Regions from separate parts of the Homo sapiens genome. Here regions 1 and 2 are each linked to region 3. A link is a contact called in ENCODE Hi-C data. All regions are on one chromosome and are shown on one strand. Each heading gives the region's core, a stretch centred on a gene start or an enhancer-like site at or near the end of the contact. The rest is flanking DNA. Distances are from core to core; before and after follow the strand shown.

Region 1 (3,471 bases), core at 38-2,537, 230 kb before region 3:
GCTACCGAAGTTATATCCAAACAAAGCATATGATGTATTACAAGGGAAGTCTGATGTGATGAGGATACCACCTTGGTCATTTTAAAAAAATGCTAGTTACATTAGAAAGCATAAGACATACACTTTAAATCTTTTACCTCAACTTAAAATAGATAAATGTTAACTTATTTGTCACTCTTTTACAATGAGGACAAGTTCTTTCCTTTGAGTGTGTATGAGTATCAAGTGTCTATAATTTCTAGTTTTAGTTCTGTTAAGTGGAGCAAGAACACAAAACCCTTGCAAAGCCATCTGAATACATAATTCTCTATTATTTTTGTTTGTTTGTTTTCAGACACAGTTTCACTCTCGCTGGAGTGCAGTGATGCAATCTTGGCTCACTGCAACCTCCACCTCCCAGGTTCAAGTAGTTCTTGTGCCTCAGCCTTCCAAGTAGCTGGTATTACAGGTGTGCACCACCACATCTAGCTAATTTTTGTATTTTTAGTAGAGACAGGGTTTCGCCATATTGGCCAGGCTGGTCTCGAACTCGTGACCTCAAGTGATCCACCTGTCTGAACCTCCCAAAGTGCTGGGATTACAGGCATGAGCCACCATGTCACAAAATTTACTTTCAATCCTCTAGAATATTTTGGGCCCATAGCTGATTTGGCAACAATTTATTTTAGCGAATCATCTTTATCTAGTTGTTACAAAGCATTACATTTATTTTTCTTAGAAATAGTAACTCTCTTTTGCACTCATATCTTATCAGTATAAACACCTTTCAATTCAATTATATAGTTACACTAAAAATACATCCAACACTAACAGCTTTGGTACTATACGCTAATGAATCTTGGTTTACGTGTAACTCAAATAGAGTGGAAGAACACGGACATGCTTGGGAGTAAACACTAGCCTTCTACATGTGTGGACATCAGTCAGCATGTTTTGTTGAGTAGATTGGAGTAAGTCGGTTAAAATGAGGAGCATTGGGACTGGGGGTGAGGCAAAAGTGATGGCAATGATGATTTATTGAAGCTTCTTTAAAAGAGCTTTACTCTATCTACAAATATGAATTATTCTCAGTGTTGATACAAATAACATAGTCACACAAGATGTTGAATATATTGTGGAATTCAAATATTTAAAAGAACGGTGGGGCTGGTAAGAAATGCATTTGCAATGTAGTATAATGTAGTATAGTTTCATCTCATATCTTTTTCTTAGATGAGTCATGTTACTTGGTGTTATTATTCTAAGCATTTGATCACCCCAGGTCATGAAAAGCATGACACACTTGTTTTGAGACAGAAAATTTCTCTTACTACATGAATCCAGAAAGCACATGATTCACATTTTATATGCCTTTGAAACGGGAAATGTTCCCTTGTTCCCCTAGCAGGGTGTGTGATGGGGGTGTGGCTCGCTTCTTCAGTGCCTGCTGCTCAAAACTCTAGGGGAGCCCAGAGACAGGCAGGCTGTGGGGCTCCAACCTCACTGCAGTGTCTAGGCATGAATGTTTATAGCTCCTGAAGCCCCAGTGGGTTTGTGTTACAGGGTGCTCTCTTGGTTTGCTGTCTATAGGCAGCTTATGTTAACCAGCTCAATTAGACTCTACACCTTGTCACAAGGACAGAGGGCATTCTGTATCCTGGGTTCTTGCCTTGGTGTACCAGAAGAATCGGATCACAGGTGGGCTTGGAGAATGAGTGCCAAGTTTTATTGAGTGGAAATAGCTCTTCACTGCTGGATGAGCCAGAAGGGAGACGGTTTTCCCCTGGAGTTGGGCCGCTCAGGCACATGCCAAACTCCGCCTCTCCTGCAGGTGGATGGCCTGCCAGTGTGCCAGCGTTTGTTGGTGTGCTCTTCTGCCGGCATGCTCCCTCCGTGTCCTCTTGATGTCCAGCAGCTTGTCTTCTTCCACTGATGTTTTCCTCTCGCCCTCCAGCAGCTTTCATCTCTGCCTTGCTAGGGTCTCAGCTTTTTATAGGCCCAAGAGAGGGGTGTGGTGGGCCAGGGTGGTCTTGGAAAATGCAACATTTGGGCACAAAGGCAGAAGTGCCTGTCCTCACCTAGGTCTGTGGGGCTAGGGCCCTAGCCAGGGACCTGCCTTTCTCTACCCAGCATTTCTCTACCCTCCTCCTGTATCACCTTGAAGAGGTAGAGGTTCTGTTTTATTTTAATAACCACCACAATTTATTTAACCATTCCTTGATCCACGTATAGAATATTCATGCTAAGCACTCTGCATGTATGATCCTATCTAATCCTAAACAAACTCTTTGCAGAGGTATTATTACTGGATTATACTTATGAAGAAACTGAGATTCACTTTGTAAAGTTTCAAAGTGAAAGAAGCTTGAAAGTCATTGCTGTTATCAATGCTGCACATCTCCAGAGTGGCAGCCTTTGGCTTTATGCTACTAAATATAGTGGTTTCCTTTTCTAAAAAGAAACACTTTTTTTTTTGTTTTGAGATGGAGTTTTCTTCTTGTTGCCTAGGCTGGAGTGCTATGGCATGATCTTAGCTCACTGCAACCTCTGTCTTCCGGGTTCAAGTGATTCTCCTTCCTTGGCCTCCCGAGTAACTGGGATTACAGGCATGTGCCACCACGCCCGGCCAATTTTGAATTTTTAGTAGAGATGGGGTTTCACCATATTGGCCAGGCTGGTCTTGAACTCCTGACCTCAGGTGATCCAGCTACTTCGGCCTCCCAGAGTGCTGAGATTACGGGCGTGAGCCGCCGTGCCCGGCAGGTTTTCTTTTTGTAATGGGGAGCTATTCTGTGCTAGGCCTTTAAATGTAGTTGACATGGGGTCATCACAAGAAGCCTATGAAGTACTACTTATTAAACTATATGGAAGCACAAAGTGTCAGATTTAAATCCAGGTCTGTAGTCCCAAAGTCAGTGATTATCCCACTCTATTCTATAACAGATACATTTGCATATGGCACCTGACTGCCACAATTCACTAGCACGTGAGTACACATAAGGTCACATATAATTGATAACCAATCCCACAGGATCTGAGCCCCCCTTCACCGGCTCATCCATGAATTCCAGCTCCTTACAATGTCCTTCACTGCACAGTCATCTTGAAAAGCCACAGACTGGTCCAAGTCACACTGTTCTTATAGTCACCATTGGCTTTTGGCAAGTTGAGCCCAAGATCTGTGATACCAGCACCCCCCTTTACAAACCTGGGCACTGTGACACAGCTGTCCCTGCAGAACCAGCAGTTCCTGACCTGATGGGGGTCCCCAGTGATTCTTCCAGGCACTGAATCTCAACACACCTGTGTGAGCCAAGCAGACTGAAAGGGAAGAGGATAACAGCACCCACACATTTCAAGTTTTCTCAGGGCCAAAATACTACAGAGTTTATGAGCTATCTATCTTAGTCAATTCAGGCTTCTGTAACAAAGTGTAGACTGGGTGGTTTATAAACAACATAAATTTTCTTTTCACAGTTCTGGAGGCTGGAA
Region 2 (3,609 bases), core at 63-2,562, 140 kb before region 3:
TTCTTTCTTTCTCTTTCTTTCTGCCTTCCTGCCTTCCTTCCTTTTTTTTTTTAGTTTTCTGTTCCTCTTTTTTTAATTTTTGACTGCTCTCCACCATTGCATGATGTGCCCAAGCTGACAGGGAGGTTTCTGGAGGTCTCCTTAATCCAAGGGCACTCTGAGCATCCTCCCTAGAGCCTCAGCGAGTTAAGAGCCTCAGCAAAGCCTTTCCAGGGACATGAGGCACTCTGCACACTTCCCTTACACTCAGCTCTGGTTGGCATCACAGACAGCAAGTGGGAATCTTATCAAGTGCCAGGGATGTAGCTGGAAGACAACTCTCGTAGACTAAGGGGTCACTGTGGCATTCATCCGTGGGAAAGGCTATGCTAGAAAACACTACAAAAAGATTTACTCTGGGTCTGGATCTCTTTTCCTTCTGGTTTATTTATTCCTTCAAAGACTGTATAATGTTAAAACTTCATACTTTCCTTTTTCTGTGCTTGTAGAAATTTATGTCTTCCTATTTAAAATGTCAGGGTACTTTCTAGGTACATATACAAAGCACAAAAACAATGTTCACAACAATAAATGGTGGTAATTTTCTCTATATACTTAGAGAATTCATGAGCAACTTTGTCCTTTGTGATTGAAGACTTCCCTCTTTGAAAAGACTACGATCCAGTAGTGTTGATGTGAAAATTCTAGCATAGGTAATTTGTGAGTTCAGGAATCATGTGTTATTTATGTCTTGAAAGTACAGTACAGGTTCTTAAGAATCACTAATAGAGTTGAATGTCTTCTTGAGGTTAATGCATCATTCACCAAGCATTTGTTTTAGTTATTGTACGAAACTTAAGTTCCTACTTTGAAGATCAGGTTTCAGAAGATTGGATCTTATATAGAGTAATAAAAATGCCTCAGAGAAGCATTTAATTTTTATTCCACTGGAAATTATAATTTAAGTCCTCAAATGCAAGTACCACTCCATCAAAATCATACATTGATTACTCGTAAGTTGAGACAAACCCAATTCATGTGAAACCATGTGCTCATTTTTGTACCAGGTCACTCAATTGTATAGCTTCTAATTTAGCTGTTTCATCATGACCCATTGTGAAAATATGAATGATATACTTAGTCCATTTGATCTGCTTGCAACCCATGGGATTTCCTTTAAAGATATAAAACATTGTGCTAGTGCTTCCTTTTTTGTTCTGATACCCACATCCTGTGCTCTGTGGAGAGTCACAGTTTTTGAAATATGTTGACAGCCAGCACAGATAAGCAGTGTACTTAGCCTTTGGTCAAGGACTGGAAACTGGCTAGTATCTGAATCATCTGCTTAATGCAGAACTGCCCTCCTCTTAGGGAGATGCAGCCTGGTGTGTGGTATGACATGGAGCTCTATGGTGTGTTACTGTATGGGAAGCATAGGAGACTGGTTCGAGGAGCAGTCTCTCTTTTTATATCTTTTCACTTTGATTTCAAGTATATGTAGCCAAATGAATACATATATATAATATATGTTATATATTTATATATAATGATATATATAAATAAATAAATGGATAAAGAAATGGGTCCAAGAATGTTAGTAATGATTATATATGTAATTATATATATAAGCCACAATTATATATTATTTATATATATAATCACATAAATATAAGTGACTTAGAATGTTTATGTTTGATATTGTATCATAACATCTTTCAAGTGTAAAACAGGATGGTTAGATTGGCTTTCAGGATGTTATGTTAGTTACTATCAAGCTGAGATGGTTAAGTGGATGGAAAACATGAGTCATTAACACCATATTTAAAATGTTAACAACTAGCAAGAAAAACATTCAAAAAAAATTGAAGAATTATATCAATACCAACTTGCTCAATATCATACATAAACATTCTAAGTCACTTAAAGCAAAAATGAGTAGGTTTGAGTAAATACAGTTGACCACATATTAAACTAATTTTATTTTCTTTATTTTTTTATTTTTTGAGATGGAGTCTCACTGTGTGTCCAGGCTGGAGTCCAGTGGCACAATCTTGGCTCACTGCAACCAGGAGAACTCAAGAGGTTCTCTTGCCTCAGTCTCCTGAGTAGCTGGGACTACAGGTGCACGCCACCACACTCAGCTAATTTTTGTATTTCTAGTACAGATGGGGTTTCACCATGTTGGCTAGGATGGTCTCAATCTCTTGACCTTGTGATCTGCCGGCGTTGGCCTCCCAAAGTGCTGGGATTACAGGCATGAGCCACCGCGCCCGGCCTAAGCTAATTTTGAAATGCAGAACCGCTTTTTGTGGTTTAGTAAAATTAACTAGCCTTTAGTTTTAATTTCAGTATTTTTTCCTGCTCTGAGGTATCACCATCACATGCTGCATCAGTATTTTGGGAAAAAGTCTTTGCATGTCTTTATGGGCACTGACTTTGAGCATAAACCTTTCCTTGAGGGTTCAGCTTTTAGCAGTGGGCAGAAGTGTTGGACAAGCTTTAAACAAGTCCTTACCTTCTTGTTTTAAGGACATAATCTCCTCGGGAACTTGGAGCTTTACAGGATTGAACATGATAACTTGACTCATCACTAAGTCTCCAGCCTTTGACACAACCAGCTCATTTCTTAGCTCTATCAATATGCGTATCATCTGGTTGCCAGCTATGGAAACAAGCCCAACTCATTAATAGTGAATATTTATAAGGAATGACACCTTTGTGGTATTTAAGTACCATCTGTAATTTCTTGTTAGTGATGTTTTGGTAGTTTTCCTGTTGAACATTCACTGGGGAACTGATCAAGTTTACTATGCCCTTGATCTACACTTGACATGTGTAGGTAAATTCTGAAAATGGGATACTTCTGTGCTGGCAGGGGACAAACTGTGAACACCACTGTGTCTGAGCTAGAAGAAAAAAGCAGTTCCATAAACAGCATGAGACATTAAAATTTGCCTTATTACTTCATCACTTCAGGGGATATCATCTATCTCTGAACGTAGGAATCCATATTACTTGGTCTTTTAGATCTTGTTGTCTCCAGTCTGTTTGTATCTTTTGAAGCAGGAGTTAATTTTGCACTAATTATGGTGCTAAACATTGATAACACACTAGCCAGAGGAGTTTCCATAATAATAGAAGGAAGGTGTCCTTCATAAACAAAACTAGTTACATATTATATAATTTTGAAAATTAAGTTTTGTTCATTGTTTACTGCTTAAGATTCTACATATTGTTTGTAATCCTCTAGATAGGCCCAGTGGTGCTGTGGTAACACACATTCCCTGTATCTGATCAGTTTCCCTCTTACTCAGGCTTGGTACAGATGACCCTCCAGGGCAGCAGTCCCCACAGGTTGGGCCAGGATTCTAGGCTGCTGTGGTCTCATGGCATCTCCAATTCAATCCACACTCTCGTGATCACTGAGGCCCACTGTGCACCAACTCATAAATGCTTCCCCTGAGAGAGACACACATCACTTATGCACATATTTCTTTGGCCAAAACCAATCATATAGCCAAACCAGAATTCAGAGGGCAAGGAAATGTAAACGCTCATTTATGTAGAAGTAGAGAACTACTAGATGTTGAGGAACATTAGAAATCTCTTATTATCAGCCTCCACAAATAA
Region 3 (3,534 bases), core at 81-2,580:
TCAAAAAAATCAACTATGTAAAGACATTTTTTAGACTAACTGGATAACATGTGATGTTAAAGAATTGTTGTAATTTTGCTAGCTGTGATAATTGTGACATTCTTTAAAAGGATTGTATCTTTTAGTAATACCTACTGACATATTTGCAGGTGAAATTGTGTTACATTTGGAACTGCTTTAAAACTCAAAGAGAGAGGTAAAAAGGACATGCGGATAAAGATTAAGGAAATTTAGCAAAACATAGATAACTATTGAAACTGGGTGATGAGTCTATAGGGTTCATTGTATTCCTCTATGTATTTTGGTTTTGTTTGAAATTTCTATAATAAATAGTAAATAACTAATAATTAAACTATAATAAAAAGCCCTGTGAGGTAGGATTATTAATCCTATGTTACTGATAAGAAGCCAAGACTCCACTCCCATAGTAACATTAACTTACCCAAGACGAAGTAAAATTAATAGAGCTAAAACGCCAACCTTGGTCTTTTAGAAGTTCAGAGATGTTTCCATCATATTAAGACTGGCTTCCCTGGAGAGAAACAATAACAACAACAAAATATTTAAAATCTAACAGTTGTGAGCTAGGCTGCAAAAAAAAACACAAAGAATTTGCATATTTGAGGGCATCACTTTGAAACAAGATCGCTTCTGGGGATACTACAAAGTCCTGCATTTATCCTTTAATCTTCAATGAAATTGACAGAGGATGCCAAGAATTTTCCATTTTATTATAAATCCTCTTAGCAGCTATGGCTTCTATTAAATATTTGTTTCCGCTGAAGTTGATTTGGCAGCAGCAACTCTGCAAGTGTGCTTTTGCAAACTGTGAATGGAAGTACGTCTCTTACTGGGTCCTCTGAAGTATCTTCCGGGATTAAGATATTGGTGCAAAACAACATTTAAATGCTTGAAGTAAGAGAAACACCCATAGAGTCAATATGCAGTGTGCTTGGAAGCCAGAGAGAGGATGGTCAGGCCAGGGTAGGGGTCAGCAAACCCCAGCCTGGGAGCTCAATCCAGTTTCCCTCCTGTTTGTACAGCCCCAGAGCTAAGAATGGTTCTTACATTTTTGAATGGTCAAACAAAAAAATCAAAAGAAGAATAACATTTCATGGCACATGAAAATTATATGAATTTCAAATTTAGTATTCATAAAAATGGTTGGAAAAAATCAAAGGAGAACATTTCAAGACACATGAAAATTATATGAAGTTCAAATGTAGTGCCTATAAATGAAGTTTTACTCTAATACAAGATAGCCATTCATGTACATATCTTTTATGTCGCTTTGGCGCCACAAACAGCAGAGTTCAGTAGTTGTGACAGAGAAAGTACGTGGCAGGCAACGCCTAAAATATTTCCTTATCTAGCCCTTTACAGGAAACGTTTGCTGACCTTTGGGTTGGGGCTTGGCAAGGAGTGGGGGCAGGACCAGTGGGAAAATAGAGGCAAGCAAAGCAATCGATCTGGCCTGAGTTTGTTTTTTTCCTCCAGTACAGTACCCTGGATCTACAGTCCCATTTGACTGATTTACTTTCATTTTCCTTTTTAGTATGTTATGCAATGTGTACATTAACAAATCATAAGAGGCATTTTATCATAGGAATGAATCGCTCTTTAGAATGAATCCCACTGCCTTCTCAGGCTCTTTCATAATTTGAAAATTGCATCGGGCCTTATGTCTTTTATCCTAAAATATACTCTCTTATGTACCTTTTATTCTTAAAATCAAGGAATTTTGTTTCTTGATGACTGATATTTCTGAAAACTTCCCACCTTTTCCACTCACTGGTTGGGCCACCTTAAACAAGTTACATAAAATCTTTGTCTTCACTTACATAGCTGTCAGGTAGGGGTGATAACACCTAGAGATAGGAAAATGAGTTTTTTTTTTTTAAATGCCTGCTAGCAGAAGGCACTCACTGGACAGTCACTGTCAATAGTGTTGCCCTGTTATTTTATATTATCAATAGCCACAGAAGACAAGCAGGGCAGGTAGTTCACATCTATCTGGTTGCAAAGCTTTATAACTGTATCCATATGAAATTAAATTCCATTTCTGTCTTTGGTTCAGAAAACTTTTGTACCCAGAGTCCTTGGTTGGTATAAAGAAACCCAAGGGGAACATAAGCCGGCGAAGTCCAAATTGCCATATGGCATTACTATCCTGGGGAAAATCCATGTTAGCATTTTATTTCAGCCAGAAGTAGATTAAGGGGATAAAATTTTCAAAATAAATCACAATCAGTTAATTAAAGTAAGGAAAGACTTTTATTTGTCTTATGCTAGAATGGATTGAAGACAGCTTACAGGTGGCATCACGCCAAGAGGAGGTATTTCCTAGACAAGTGCCTTTCAAACAGGGCTCCCAGGGAGGAGGCAGAGGGCTGCTGAATAGACAGGGCTCTGCCACCTCAACTTCAACCACCCCAGCTCTGCTTTATTCTGTCTCACACACTGAATTTTTCCATGAGGCTTTCTGTGAAGAAAGAAGGTTCCACAGCTGAAACAGTTTAGAGGCAGCCTGCCTAGTCTCATGGCTCCATTCTGCCACTCCATACCTGTGTGACCTCTGTCAAGTCCCTTAACTTCTCTGTGCCTCGGTTTCCTTAACAGTAAAATGAAAATAACATTAATTATTAACAATAATCAATGTGGGGTTGTTCATGAGTTAATATTTGTCAAGCACTTATAGCAGCACATTTAATATATAATAAATGATTTGTACATATTTGTCAAACAAGTACATAAAATATGAAACCACTATCCACAATTAAGGCTGACATGAAATCTGGGTGGTTTCCTTTCTTCCAGGAAAGAAGCAGGTTATATTTTAAATAATCTGTTACTGGGCTATGAAGGAAAAATTGCTTTGGGGGACTTTAAGACTAGCAAACCCGGGGGAGAAATTCCTTATTGCTAATGCACCGATAATTTGTCAGTTTCCTCAAACAATGATGCTAACATCTATTGAAGAGTTTACAATCTACAAAGCAATGCACACACGTTATTGTGAACCATAATCCATGTGATAAACCACCACACCACCAGGCACCCAGGAGAATCTAACTAAACCTTGTGCTCTGGTTAATGACATGAGAATAGCAGTACTACACAATAAACACAAACAAATGCCTGTGATGGGTTGAATTGTGTCCTCCCTTCAAATTCATGTTAAAGTCCTAACCCCCAGTTCCTCAGAATGGGACCTTATTTAAAAATAGGGTTTTGCAGGTGTAATTAGTTCAGTAAACATGAGGTCACACTGGAGTAGGGTGGATCCCTACTCCAATATGACTGATATCCTTATGAAAAGGAGCAATGTGTCGAGAGATGAGAACACCGAATGCCCTGTGAAAATGAAGGCAGAGATGTAGCGATGCTTCTGCATGCCAAGGAACACCAACGATTACTAGCAAACCACCAGAAGCAGGGGAGAGGCATGAAACAGATCTCTCCCACAGCCTTCAAGAGGAACCAGCCCTGCAGACACCTTGATCTTGAACTTCTAGGCTCTAGAACTGAGAGATG

The links. Hi-C counts contacts between places; a loop is a spot of excess contacts on that map. Pooled maps may share reads with other maps.
Region 1: a pooled map shows a loop between it and region 3 (4-fold over the local background). The contact joins two enhancer-like sites. A Hi-C loop is called at or near these places in 1 of 37 single-sample maps with no recorded cell type and 8 of 50 pooled maps.
Region 2: a map of PC-3 shows a loop between it and region 3 (8-fold over the local background). The contact joins two enhancer-like sites. A Hi-C loop is called at or near these places in 2 of 168 maps with a recorded cell type or tissue (PC-3 and naive thymus-derived CD4-positive, alpha-beta T cell) and 5 of 50 pooled maps.

What each region holds. Positions count from the first base shown.
Region 1 is chr18:54,711,169-54,714,639 of GRCh38, forward strand. No RefSeq gene overlaps it. Among named protein-coding and RNA genes, the nearest start is that of RAB27B, 120 kb to the right of the region's middle. RefSeq lists a silencer at 1,170-1,464. Within about 2 kb of position 1,288, at least 3 of the 41 ENCODE cell types and tissues checked have a DNase peak (open chromatin) inside an H3K27ac peak, as active enhancers do.
Region 2 is chr18:54,804,944-54,808,552 of GRCh38, forward strand. It overlaps a transcript of RAB27B not described here. Among named protein-coding and RNA genes, the nearest start is that of RAB27B, 22 kb to the right of the region's middle. Within about 2 kb of position 1,313, at least 2 of the 41 ENCODE cell types and tissues checked have a DNase peak (open chromatin) inside an H3K27ac peak, as active enhancers do; they include PC-3, where a contact is called at or near this core.
Region 3 is chr18:54,944,946-54,948,479 of GRCh38, forward strand. It overlaps CCDC68 (coiled-coil domain containing 68), which reads right to left. Exons shown (of 12, transcript NM_025214.3): 2 at 443-532. Among named protein-coding and RNA genes, the nearest start is that of CCDC68, 13 kb to the right of the region's middle. Within about 2 kb of position 1,331, at least 16 of the 41 ENCODE cell types and tissues checked have a DNase peak (open chromatin) inside an H3K27ac peak, as active enhancers do; they include PC-3, where a contact is called at or near this core.